Linked DNA regions of Mus musculus: all the other regions are linked to region 2. Evidence: chromatin loops called from intact Hi-C (ENCODE). Cell type or tissue: left cerebral cortex. All regions are shown on one strand.

Region 1 (4,000 bases), 79 kb before region 2:
TGTCTTCCATCTTAAAGGATACAAGTCTTTTTTTTTCGCCTTTGCAGGTGTCTTAATGAGCACAGTACAAATTATGTACAAAATACCCAAGACCAATTTCATAATCTTGAAGGGACAGGAGCTTTTTTGTTGTCTGAACCTGCCTGTTTATAAGTTATTTCAAGATGTCTCTGACTCCTTTTCTAAACCCTCATATCCGGAATAAACGAATTTAAAGGAGAAATAAGTTCCTTGTCCAGCATGTATTAAATACGAAATGTTGGTACTTGGTTCTTCCAAATATGAGGTCAGTGGTGTCTCAAATGTCCAATGGCAAGGACTGAAACTGGTCCTGCTCTGTCCCACCTGACCGCATGGCTTCCTGGGAACCTTGTCGCCTTGACACTGGTAAAGGACAGAGTCATTTCATTCACAGAAGAAGATACAAATACCCAACGTCATCCAGAGTAGCTTGGCCTTGGTAAACTGAGAGGCCATGTCAGTCAGTGGAAGGGATACTCTTATGTGTGGTAATCTAGGGCAGTTAAGAGCCTAGACACAACCAGAGGGCACAGAGACAGTATTCAAATTAAAATCAGAAATGAAAAGGGAGAGATAACAACGAAATATATCTTTAAATAATTATTCTGTTTGTTGAATAGTAAGAGTTGAAAATATTAAAATCATGTTCTACAAACAAACAAAAGGAGCATAGACACACTGGTAATTACTCAGGCAACACGGAAGCTTAGAGAGATAAACTTACCTTCGGCATAAGTAAGAATGAGTTGGAGGCAACTAAATGCCAGGCTAAAGGTCAGAGCTTCTCATTTGGTTTTGTGCACAGAAGTTCCTATCTCCTCTGACAGGACAGTAGAAGAAAATAAATTCCCAGCCCATAACTTCAGTGTAGTGGCTTGCTCCGTTATGCCAGTGTAGAAATATCTGATAGCCAGACACACGAAAGACTCAGGAAGTTGTCCTTGAGGCAAATAATAAGGACTTGGTCAAGCTTCCGAACCTGTGGGGAAAATCAGGGGGAAGGAGCAGGTACATCCAGTGGGAGGTTTCCACTAGTCTATAGCACAGCATAATAAATTTGGTGATAAAAACTGCACATTTCAAAATATCAGATATTACCAATATTCTCAGCAAAAAGAGATGACAAAATAGGAGAAAGTGGTCAAACCACTCACCCAGCCTGATTTTTATACATTGCATGCATAGATTCAAATATTACACTTACCCTCAAAATTAATAATTTAAATACTCAATCTCCAAACCTGGGTGTTTATATTCATGTTATTTATATTCATTTATCATAGGAACACTGGTTACTAATTTGATACAATACATTTTTGAAATCATATTAGAATTTTAAAAATGTCTATCTGTTTGCATGTGCAAATTCCTTCCCTAGAATTTTAGACTCTTCATCGACATGAGCTCTGTATGTTTCCTGATCACGTCTCTAAGGTTTACCATGCCTGCTTGGTACATATCCTGTCTGTCCAATGTAATTAATGCTTGGTCATGAGCTTGCTGAAGATGTCACACAGAAATCTTCTCCAAATTCCTTGACAATTGTAGAAGACAAAGTCATTTCAATCACAGAAGAATATAAAAGTATCCCAGTGTTGTCCCGAGTAGATTGGCCCTGTGATGAGTATTCATAGCATGCTCTATATACACCAAGAAATCTGGTTTTCTGATATGAAGCAAGCCCCACACTGCAGGTCTAACCAATGCGGGCAGGATGCTCTTAAAACACTGTTATGTTAGAGCTCTGAATTTCCTTGTTGGAGTTGGAAGGGGGCTTGCTTGTCTAAGGTTAGAATTTATAATTGGAAACCCCCGCGTTCTCTCAGAGCTGGCAATGCAGCAATGCTCATCTGCTTTGGAATCTTGAGAAGAGAAGTAAATAACAGTTAAGCTAACTTGGCTCTCGCCAGGGCGTACGTAGAGCATACTGCTTTGAAGACAAGTGGGGAAAGTCTCCACTCTACATGCGGGGCTGTGCACGCGTTTGTTTGCTGTCAACACATCAAGTTTTGCCCCTTCACTCTTCCAACGATGCTTTCTATTGTTCCCCATCTAGGGCCTTTCACTCTCTATCCATTCCAGATGGCAGTGCTCAAATCATTTTCAAACTGAATATTTTAGACCTTAAAAAAAATTAAAGATGAAATCACATGTATGGGAAACCAGGCCCTTTCTACTTCTTCCGCTATTTTGTGAAACTTATTTTTAGGATATATCGTCAATCTGGACATTTTCACACATATTTTTATCAGTTCAGCCTGTTCTGGATCACTTACCAGTCTGGTTGCTGTGGCATGGCAATGTTTTAAAAATTCTTTCTTTCTAAACAACAAAGACACTAACTGCTCAATAGCAGCACACTAGGATTTGAGAATGGGTATGCACACCCTTGGGGTACTCTTGATGGTGCACACCAGCTACATTTTAGCTTCTAACTGTCTTTAATCTTCAGTGTCATTACAACAGGATTTGGGTCCCTGAAGGCATAGAGTTTATAGCTGAAACCCAACCCCCATAGCACTAATGGAATGCTTGCGTGAGACAGCAACTGGAAGGTTATTTAAAAGATCAGAGCAAACTCTTGGTTTGTTACATGAAAGTCAAAAAGCCCCAGCTCAGAGATAGGAAGCTAGAATAAGATAAAATAATAAAAATAATCATTTAGAAGGGATATACTCGTTCGTACCGTGTACTGGATCAGGTGTTCTTCTAAGTCCTTGGAATCACATGACCTCATGTGTTGATATTATAATGTTCATTCTGCACATGGGAAAACATGATGATTAGGGAGAAATTAAGTGGCTTGTCTGTGGTCACAGCAATTGTAGATTCTGGTGCAGATTTTGGGTTTCAGTGGCTCGGTACCAGGGTTGAAACAAAGTCATTTACTCCAAGGTCGCAAAACCTCGTGGGCTGGGTCAGTAGACTCCTAACTCCATTCTATCTTTTCTTTGGTAAGGGTTTAGGATTGGTCTTATTCTGTCTCTTCTTAAGCATCCACTCCATTTTCCCACTGGTTTGCCACCTGACCACTGCCCTAATGTAAATGTTACTCTATTTCCTTCAGCTAGAGTTTAATGCTCTGAGGGCAGGACAGCCAAGAAGTCTTAAAGGTCAACCTGTGGAGCTGAGCTTAGGCTGGGCATTAATATATGCACACTGAGGGGCTATTCCCAGCTGGTTGACAAACACACTGAAGGCTTCCCTTAGCCCTCTCCTTCCAACTCCTCCAAATTCCCCACTGTGTTAGTAGTATGTGAGCCGTGGCCCAGAAGGAAAGCCCAGAGCACACATGATTCAGAGCTGTCTGTCTTCCTGAATCTCTTTGTTGTTGCTGACACCACTGAAGGTGAGGTGCATGTAGGGTGGAAATGAGGCAGACCATATGCAAGGCCTCCATCTTCATGTGCTCTAAAGCTTCCTCCCCATGCACCTGGAAGTCTCCTGCTAGACGGTGACTCTCTGCCTTCCCTCCTCTTCCCATTCACATCCCTCTCAGATAGAGAGAGTCCAGCTGTGGAATCTTCTATTCTCTCTAGAGAATACTAGTGTGGATGGAATTGTTGGAGCATCCTCAGGGAAAATGAAGCCACTAAAGATGAGAGCAAGGTGGGCAGTGAGATAGGAACATGGTTTAAACACTCTCCACAACCACATCCAAGTGGTAAGATGGATACCCCTGAATTTTTAGGTGGCCCCAGGGCTTGCAGCATGACTTTGGTAGACCAAGTGAACTTTTGTCTATGCACGCTCAAAATACTGACAATCAGAGGTGGTGGTGGTCCATGCCTTTAATCCCAGCACTCAGGAGGCAGAGGGAGGTAGATCTCTGTGAGTTCGAGGCCAGCCTGGTCTACAGAGTGAATTTGAGTACAGCCAAGTCTACCCAGAGAAACCCTGTCTTGAAAAACCAAAGGGGGGGGGGGGAAACAACCAACCAACCAACCAAAATATGCTGACAACTGTACTTTATGACTTG
Region 2 (4,000 bases):
CAGGACTCTCTTGAACACACTTTTGTGTACTCGCTGGCCTCTGGGGGCACAGAGGGTATGGGTGATGGAGCTGCAGGACACAGACCCATTGCCAGCTTGCACCTGGGGAAATGAGCAGCCTGGCAGTGAGCTGTCACTGCCACCCATATCAGCATCAGCTTCTGATCTGTCCTACACTCAAGGATGTGGTGGTTTTCCCCTTCTGGTCTGGGGGCACACATGCCAACAGAGCACAAGATGACATGTCTTGCTTGTTAATGAAGCAATTTACAAATGGTGACAAATAACATTTATTGAGTTGGAGTTAAGATCTAACTTCAGTCCGTTAACTATACTCATTGAGAATGGTAAGTGCTGAGACATTGCTTTCTAATGCTGGGCCTGGTGGCCCACACCTATAATCTAAGCACTTAGGAGATGGAGGCAGGAAGACCAGGAGTTCAAGGTCACCCTCAGCTACAGAGTGTATTGGTGGCCAGTCTGAGCTTGATCTCAAACAAACAAACAAATAAACAAATCATTTTCTACTATTAGGTAAAAGAAAAGTATCTTAAAGAATAATCTTAAGCTTAAATACAATACTGTATCAATATTTTATATTAAGAGAGACATACTTTTAGTTGAAATAGACAGGTTCTATTGAAACAGGAGGACTTTTCAAAATCTGCAAAAGTATCAAGTTACCAGCACTTAGCTGATATATGTGCTCTTCAGTCTGGAGGTTAAAGTTCCAAGAGATGGTGGCCAACCTACAATCAATAGGTCTCCTTGACCAGGTTGTCAGCAGAGTTCTTGGCACTGTTCAGCATTACAAACACAGGTCCAATAGCTATTAGTCACATGCAGTGATGGGGGGAAAACGTCGTCAGTATCCGAGAACCTGTCTACCCCTACTGACTGAACGGACAGCGGTCTTTTTGGCCACCAGGATATTAAGGATGCTAGAGAAATGCAGATTAACAACCTGATCAAGAAACCTGACAAACAGATCGAAATCTTAAGAACAAAACAAAACAAAACAAATCATCAACAACAACTGCTATCCATTTCCAAACATCAGATGGGTCATGACAGACTTTGTCTCTCTGTTAACACTCGAGTTTGGGACAGTGGGAATATCATACACTAGGCTGTGGATGGAGGCTTGGCTTTCACCCTTGCCAGGAGAAGCTGCAGGGCTGAGCACAGCATTTCCTGATGTCTGTGTCTGATCTCAGTTGGTAAAATAGAGCTGGGGTACCCGCTCCCACTTAACGCAGCAAAGATGCTTTCAAAGCCAGAGGAGACAATACAGGAATTCAGATCAGACAGCACAGAACAGGACCCACCCCCTCCTGCCATCACCACTTACATAAGAACACGGCTTGCCAAAAGACAGAGTGTTAGGAAATCAGAAATCAGCAAGAGATGGAGAGATCTGCGGAGGAGAAACGAGCTGGGCCAAGGGATCAGGGCTGTGAGGTGGAACTAGAAAGAGAGAGGGGGCCAAAGCATAGCATGAATCAGCCCCGCACTGCCTGACAGGACAAGCAGAGATGTAATCTCAGAACACCGGGCCTTACAGAAGATGCTAACACTAGCGGGAGGGGCGGGGATGACAGGAAGAGTCCGACACAGGAAGGTAACACCTGGAGGAACCTGGATCTCCTGGGACTCGGAGGAGAAGACATGGAAAGAGGGAAAGCCCTATGCTGACGAAGCACAGCACACAACTCCCAAACCAGACCAAGACTTTAGCCTCAGAATCCACTTAGCTAGTCATGTGAACTTGATATGTTACAGTCTTTCAAGTGCCTGTTTGTTGGACTACATCTAAAGCTCTCTTACACCTGAAAGTTAAAAATCACATCAGACATGGTGGCCCAACCCACAATCAACACTTATTGGCTGAGTGTCTGGCACCGTGGTGAGAACATACGGCGGGCTGGTCTTTAGACGAGATATCAAAGTGCACACTGAGGGCTGGGTGGAGCCAATCCTGTGGGACCAGAGTATGGAGCAGTTACTGTCAGTGCATTTGACTCACAGTAGTAGGAAGGATGCACCAAGAGCTGAGGAGCAATACTTCTGCACACAGTGTGCGGGAAGCTCTAACTCTGTGGGAACCATGGGCTGCACTGAGCAAAGGCCCACTGTGTAGCGGTAGCAGAACAGTGGGAGAGCGGCAATAGGACTTTGGATCATAGACTCTGTCATCCACCACCATATTTATTTTCTAAGAGCCTACTACATCGTACATACTGCTATGCCCACCTAGGATACACAGGAAACAACAAAGACATCGGCCCTCATGCTGACTATAGCTCAGCCGAGGAAATGGGTATTAGCAATAAAGGTAAGTACTTAGGGTTTATTAGAGACAGAAGAGGCAGGCCAGAGAGCATGTTAGGAGCACAGGACATCACAGGCTTCACTGGGGAGGTGTCATACAACGTTAAGCGAAGGAGTAAGGAATCTGCCACGGAAGTATGGGGGGGGGGGTAACTCCCGAGTGAGATATGACGTAGGTGTCAAGAGCTTGTAGGTATGCACCTGTCAGTTCAAGGAACAGCAAATGGCTTTGGGGATCCACCTGTGCAACCCCTCCCATGCCTGCTCAGCCTCCCAATACAGGTTACCCGAGAAACAGAACTGGGGACGGGCGGGGTGCTGGAAGTGACTTCATCAGACACAGGACGTACGGAAGCTGATATTATTATTTAGAGGGATGCATACTCTGCGAATATGTGACAGCAAATACTCTCATGTTTGATTCTCATAGCAGCCCCGTGATTTTCTTCATTTCTCCTTTTTCAATGGATATCATTCGGGAAGAAGTTGAGAGTGCCAAATTCCAAAATTACTCTATTTATGAACCACCATTAACTTTCGTTGTTGAAGGGGACGCCATAGACGGGATCAGAAGGTGGCCCATTAGTTTGTTTGTAGACTGTGGGAAACATTTGTCTTATTAACATGAATTTACATGCTTTTGTTATATTCGTGGGTGTGATTATATAATGTATGAATAAATAAAACTAGCTCTTTTAAGCAGCTGTGCTTAATGGATTGCACAAAACATTGCTTAGCTATACAACGCTGATGGGCTTCTCAATGCGGCTGTTCTCTAAATATCAATGGCTTATCAATAGACTGGTGTTGCTTCATAACTGTCCCAATACACGTGTTTATGTACACTTTATTCTGGGACTGTCTAAGCTTGGCTGGTTATTAAAACAACGTAAGAGTCTAGGTACTGATTCCTGGGTCCTGTTCCAGAGCTACTGAGTCTGATTCTGTGAGATCACATACATGAAGTCTGCAGAGGGACTCTGAGCTTCCGAGATGTCAGGCACCAGCAGACTCATCGGTGACGCTGATCCCAAATGGCACCCTACGCCTACCATCTATGACCTCACATGCAGCAAGTCTAAAATCAAGGCTCTTGTCTTCACTAGCTCATCAGGGTAAACTAGCAAGATCTATGCAGTCAGTCCCACTGGCCTCCTTTGAGGCTATCATACTTAGCACTTAAGAGGAGGGCGTGTCTCACAGGGGTTTTCATCAGGCTCTTCTTGCTCATAAGCTGGTTGGAATAGAATTCTCTTTGAGTTTGGAAGAGAACTAGAAAGGTTTTTCTTAGTTCCCTTTTTCAATTTTCTCCCCAGTGTTAAAATCTCCTCTCTTAAAAAGGCCTGAGGCAAAGAGCAATACTCAAATGTGTCAGCCACTCTGTGGCCACCCTTGCCAGATGTCTCTGCAGTGTTCTGAACACCTCCCATGACACAGAATTCATGCTATGGGCAGCTGGCTATGTCCTTCTGTCTGTTCGTTAAATGTTAGTGTTAAGAATTCAAGAGTTTAAAAGTTTGCTGTGTTCAGACCTGGGACGTCTGCATCCTTCCCCTTCACAGGCCCTAACTTCTGTTTTAATTCCCACCAATATTTAAATAGGAGGGAGGGAGGGAGGAAGGGAGGGAGGGAGGGAGGGAGGGAGGAGGAGAGGGAGGGGGAAAGGGAG
Region 3 (4,000 bases), 61 kb before region 2:
AACAATACCCTCAAAATCATCTACAAAGTACAATATTATCAACTACTTATAAATTAAAACGCAGACGTCTAACTTCATTACACTGGAAATAGCTCCCAGACGTTTGGGGAAAGGAAATGCAATGCAAATCTTCTCTAGAGAGGCGAAGCATATGGAAGGTGAGGCCTTGTGAGGATTCCCCACACACAATTTCAATAAAATTGAGTTAACAACTAAAGTCCTTAAAACATGTGGAGCTCTGTGTCTGATGATGGTGACTCAGGCTTGGGACCAGGCTAGTGTCTAGACTGATGCTACTATTAAAACATGGGAGTCTTTGGACCCAGTTCAGTTCAAGACTTCTCCACTGCCTTGCAATATTTGAGCAGAGTTCTTCAGGGACACCAGGCTTTCTAAAAATAGCAAATTGAAAATTAAAAGGAAGAGAAAGAGAGAGAGAGATTTCATTCCCCACAGCAGAAATCAATAGTCCATTTATGCCTTCTGGAAGGCATGCCATATTTGGGAATAATTCAAGATGGTGTTCTGCTTTGATTTTATGAGAGCACACAGATCCTTTCTCTAGGCAACTAATTTTAGAGTATGACATGGTAAGAATCCTTCCTTGTTGTTGGTTTGTTTTCCTAATATGATCTCTTGAGGTTCTGAGTCTAAGGTAGGCACCATCTGCCAAGTGTCTTCCCTGACAGTCAAAGACCTCTTTCTCCCCTCTCCCCCTCTCTCCCCACCCCCTCTCCCCCTTTCCCTCTCTCCCCCTCTCCCCCTTTCCCTCTCTCCCCCTCCCCCTCCCCCTCTCCCCTTCTCTGCTACCTCTTTCGTGAAGTGAGTGGCTCTCTTCCACAATCTCCCTATGGTGACCATAGAGATACTTTGCCTCACTAAAACCCAAAGCAATAGGGATTCATGTCCATGGACCAAAGCTAGGATCCAAAATAAGTCTTTATTCCCTTTCAGTTGTTTCTCTTGGGCATTTTTCACAGCAAGGGGAAGCTGACTAACACAGTTAGGGTTGTTTGTTTAAACAGATTGCATCTGATTAGATGACTGTGGACTGCCTCATTTGATAGTCACAATCGTGGGCATGATGACAACCTTCATATCACAAAAGAGAAAACAGAGTCTAGAAGGAGGGAAATCATTTTCTGAAGGGGCCTTGCCATTTGGCTCATAACCCAACCCAAGCATAAGTCCGAAGCCTTTGATGCTCTTTGTGCATGGCTTAGAAGTACCAAGAAGAATGCACATTTGCTTGCTGTGGCCGCTCTCATTATTTCCTGTGATTTGAGTCTGTACCAGGCAAGCTGATGGTGACTGAGAGCCAAGCATGACTCTCTTTAATTTGTAAGCAACATATTGGCCTTATCACAAATACTTAGTAATCCTGGATTGGCAATACACATGGAGCAACAAGGAGTTGGCTCTACTTATGACACACAGTTGGGAAAACTGTAGAACAGGGCAACCAACTCCATGGCTCAAGCAGAAATCCAGGCAGAGAGAAATGTGTTCTGAGATCAAATAAACAACTATGCTTGATTGACATTTGAGTGAAACAGAATAAGGAGCTCAAAGAGTAGAGTCCAAGCCACAGTGGAAGAATGAAGCCATGTGACATCATACAGCAAAGAAGGAAGCTGGCTTCCAGGTGAATCATGCATAAAAATATAAAACTTTAATTGAAGTCACAGTCGGTACTTAAAATACCACGAAACCACTGGAAGCTCATCAAAAGTTAATTATATTTTCACCTGGAAACCCTTGGAAACCTAATGAGTGAGTTGGGCTATGAGTGAATGCCAGGTTCCCACACAATAAGGATTTAAATTATGGGACTATCCACGGGACGCAAGTGAAATTTCAAGAAACAGCAAGATAGGAATGAATAGTGCCCTTAAAATAAATCAGCCATGTTTTCAAGGAAAGTGGGGTAAGGAGCTAAAACAGATGGGGCGGGGGCGACACCACAGGACCAAGCGGTTACAGATTTAAGTGTCATGTTCAGGGGGAGACACTACAGGACCAAGCGGTTACAGATTTAAGTGTCATGTTCAGGAACAAGGACAACCTTTCTCCCCCACGAAAGATTTTCCTAGCATAAATGCTAAGTAAAAAATTCTTATGACATGATAAGAACTCCCCTTCTCCCTTCTTTTGCTTTTATTTTGGAAGTTAGTTATATATATTCTGCCTTTCCAAGTAGGTTGTTATTCAATGTTATCCCCACCCCAACCAACATTCAGAGTGCCTCTCTCCTCTCACATTCCATTGCCAAGCATTTTAGTTCATTTTGTTATGTCTTTATACCTCCATGAAGTATTTTAAGTATGCTTCATTCCTTTGGTATTATCCTGAATTTGTCTCATCTTTGAATCCATTGTTACTTCAGACTTTCCGTCTTGGGTCATTTTGTTTTGCCTGAAGAATATCCTTTAGAATTTTTCTTACTAAATATCAAAATGGAACAAACTGTCTGTTTGGGTTGTTTGAAAAGATCTTCTTTCTTTCTCTTATTCCTGAAAGATGCAATAGCTGGGTTTTTGTCAATCTTCTTCTTTCTTAGTGAATATCTGTTGTTTTCAGGCGACCACGGTGGCTCCTGGGACATGAGCAAAGCACCCGTAGCTCTTGAGAAGCTCTGACTCTGCTCTGTGGGGATCTCTAGTTTATTTTCATGGAAACACATATGATATGCTGCTGGTTTTTATTTTGCTGTATACAATAAGATATTCTCTTGCATTGTCTCAGCTCTGTTTACAAATGGTATTTTTGACCCTTTGGAGGGGGTTGTCAAACATCACTTTCAAGGGGTTGTCAAAGACCATTGGAAAACAGATATTTACATTTCAATTCATAACGGTAACAAAATTACAGTTATGAAGTAGCAATGAAAATAATTTTATGGGTGGGATCACCACAACACGAGGGGCTGTACTAGAGGACCACAGCATTAGGAAGTTTCAGAGCTACTGGTGTAGACTATAAACTCTTAGCTGCTCTCTTTAACCGCTCTGCCAGTTCCTTCTGTCTCTTGTGCACTCTGTTCACCTTGCTTATTGCTTCCCTGGTTCTTAAATCTTGTTACTCTCTCTTCAGGATTTTCCTTTAGTCTTTTAATTAAAGAAAGAAAGAACACAAAGTCAGAAAGAACACAAAGTCATGGGTTTCTTGAAGATGTGTCTAAGGATACTTTGTTTCTGTTGACCTTCCTCACCCCCACCTCAGCTCTCTGCCTACTTCCTGCTGGTAGCCCCTACATGGCCTTCATGCTATGCGTATTCCATTACTCTCCTCACTTCATACTTTAAGACCTCTTTGAGCCATTTCATGATCCCCTCCCTAGCTTCACACACACACACACACACACACACACACACACACACACACCTAATATTTATATAAGAAAGCACACCATCTTTGTCTTTCTGAATCTTGGTTACTTCACTTAATACAATAATTTCCAATTTTCTCTATTCTTTTTCTACAAAGGTACTCTTTTCTCTTCCTGGACTCATTTTTTTCCTCTCACTTTCAGTTTCATTATTTCTCTTTGGATGTCTTACTTACCTGCTTTATAATGGAGGAATATTTCATTTTCTATGTAACCAGTACTACTATCAATCTGGGATCACACTTTTGAGTGACATGTAAAAATACATGTATTTTTATTTATGTGTATTGTCTTGAATGTCTGTGTCACATGTATGTGTGTGCCCTCAAGGGCAGAAGATAGCATCAGATACCCTGGAGCTGAAGATAGGTAAGCCTCATGAGGTGGGGCACTGGGAACTGAACTTGGGTCCTACAGAAGAGCAGCAAGGGCTCTTAACCATTGAGCCCTAATTTGACATGTTTAAAGGCATAGATTATATAAATTGAGATTGTAGATTCACAAAGGGTAGTGTGTGTCCACCAATTCTCAGACTTTTCTCCTTAAACATAGTGGTTCCAGACAGTCCTTACCTTTACTGTCCTCTGGAAGAGATGGAGAGCATGGATATTT

Evidence for each region. Peaks named below come from ENCODE experiments on the same cell type or tissue, not always from the same donor. Only the 100,000 strongest peaks of a DNase experiment are listed, where the experiment ranks them.
Region 1: a loop joins it to region 2, with 2.4 times the contacts of the local background. A loop is called at or near these places in 2 of 42 quality-filtered maps.
Region 3: it touches region 2 in a loop (2.1-fold over the local background); 2 of 42 quality-filtered maps call a loop at or near these places.

Annotation. Positions count from the first base shown.
Region 1 is chr14:120,576,826-120,580,825 of GRCm38, reverse strand. Gm41252 (a long non-coding RNA gene) reads right to left here and starts at 2,298. Exons shown (of 3, transcript XR_003951156.1): 1 at 1,226-2,298; 2 at 746-1,000. In left cerebral cortex, no CTCF peak of the experiment used is centred here; a DNase peak (open chromatin) is centred at 1,850; H3K27ac peaks cover 1,315 bases.
Region 2 is chr14:120,497,752-120,501,751 of GRCm38, reverse strand. The region is part of intron 1 of Rap2a (RAS related protein 2a); the gene reads right to left. Among named protein-coding and RNA genes, the nearest start is that of Rap2a, 21 kb to the right of the region's middle. In left cerebral cortex, no CTCF peak of the experiment used is centred here; DNase peaks (open chromatin) are centred at 1,367 and 1,991; H3K27ac peaks cover 1,794 bases.
Region 3 is chr14:120,558,572-120,562,571 of GRCm38, reverse strand. It overlaps Gm41251 (a long non-coding RNA gene), which reads right to left. Exons shown (of 3, transcript XR_874978.1): 3 at 2,943-3,107. Among named protein-coding and RNA genes, the nearest start is that of Gm41252, 18 kb to the left of the region's middle. In left cerebral cortex, no CTCF peak of the experiment used is centred here; DNase peaks (open chromatin) are centred at 1,275 and 1,948; H3K27ac peaks cover 364 bases.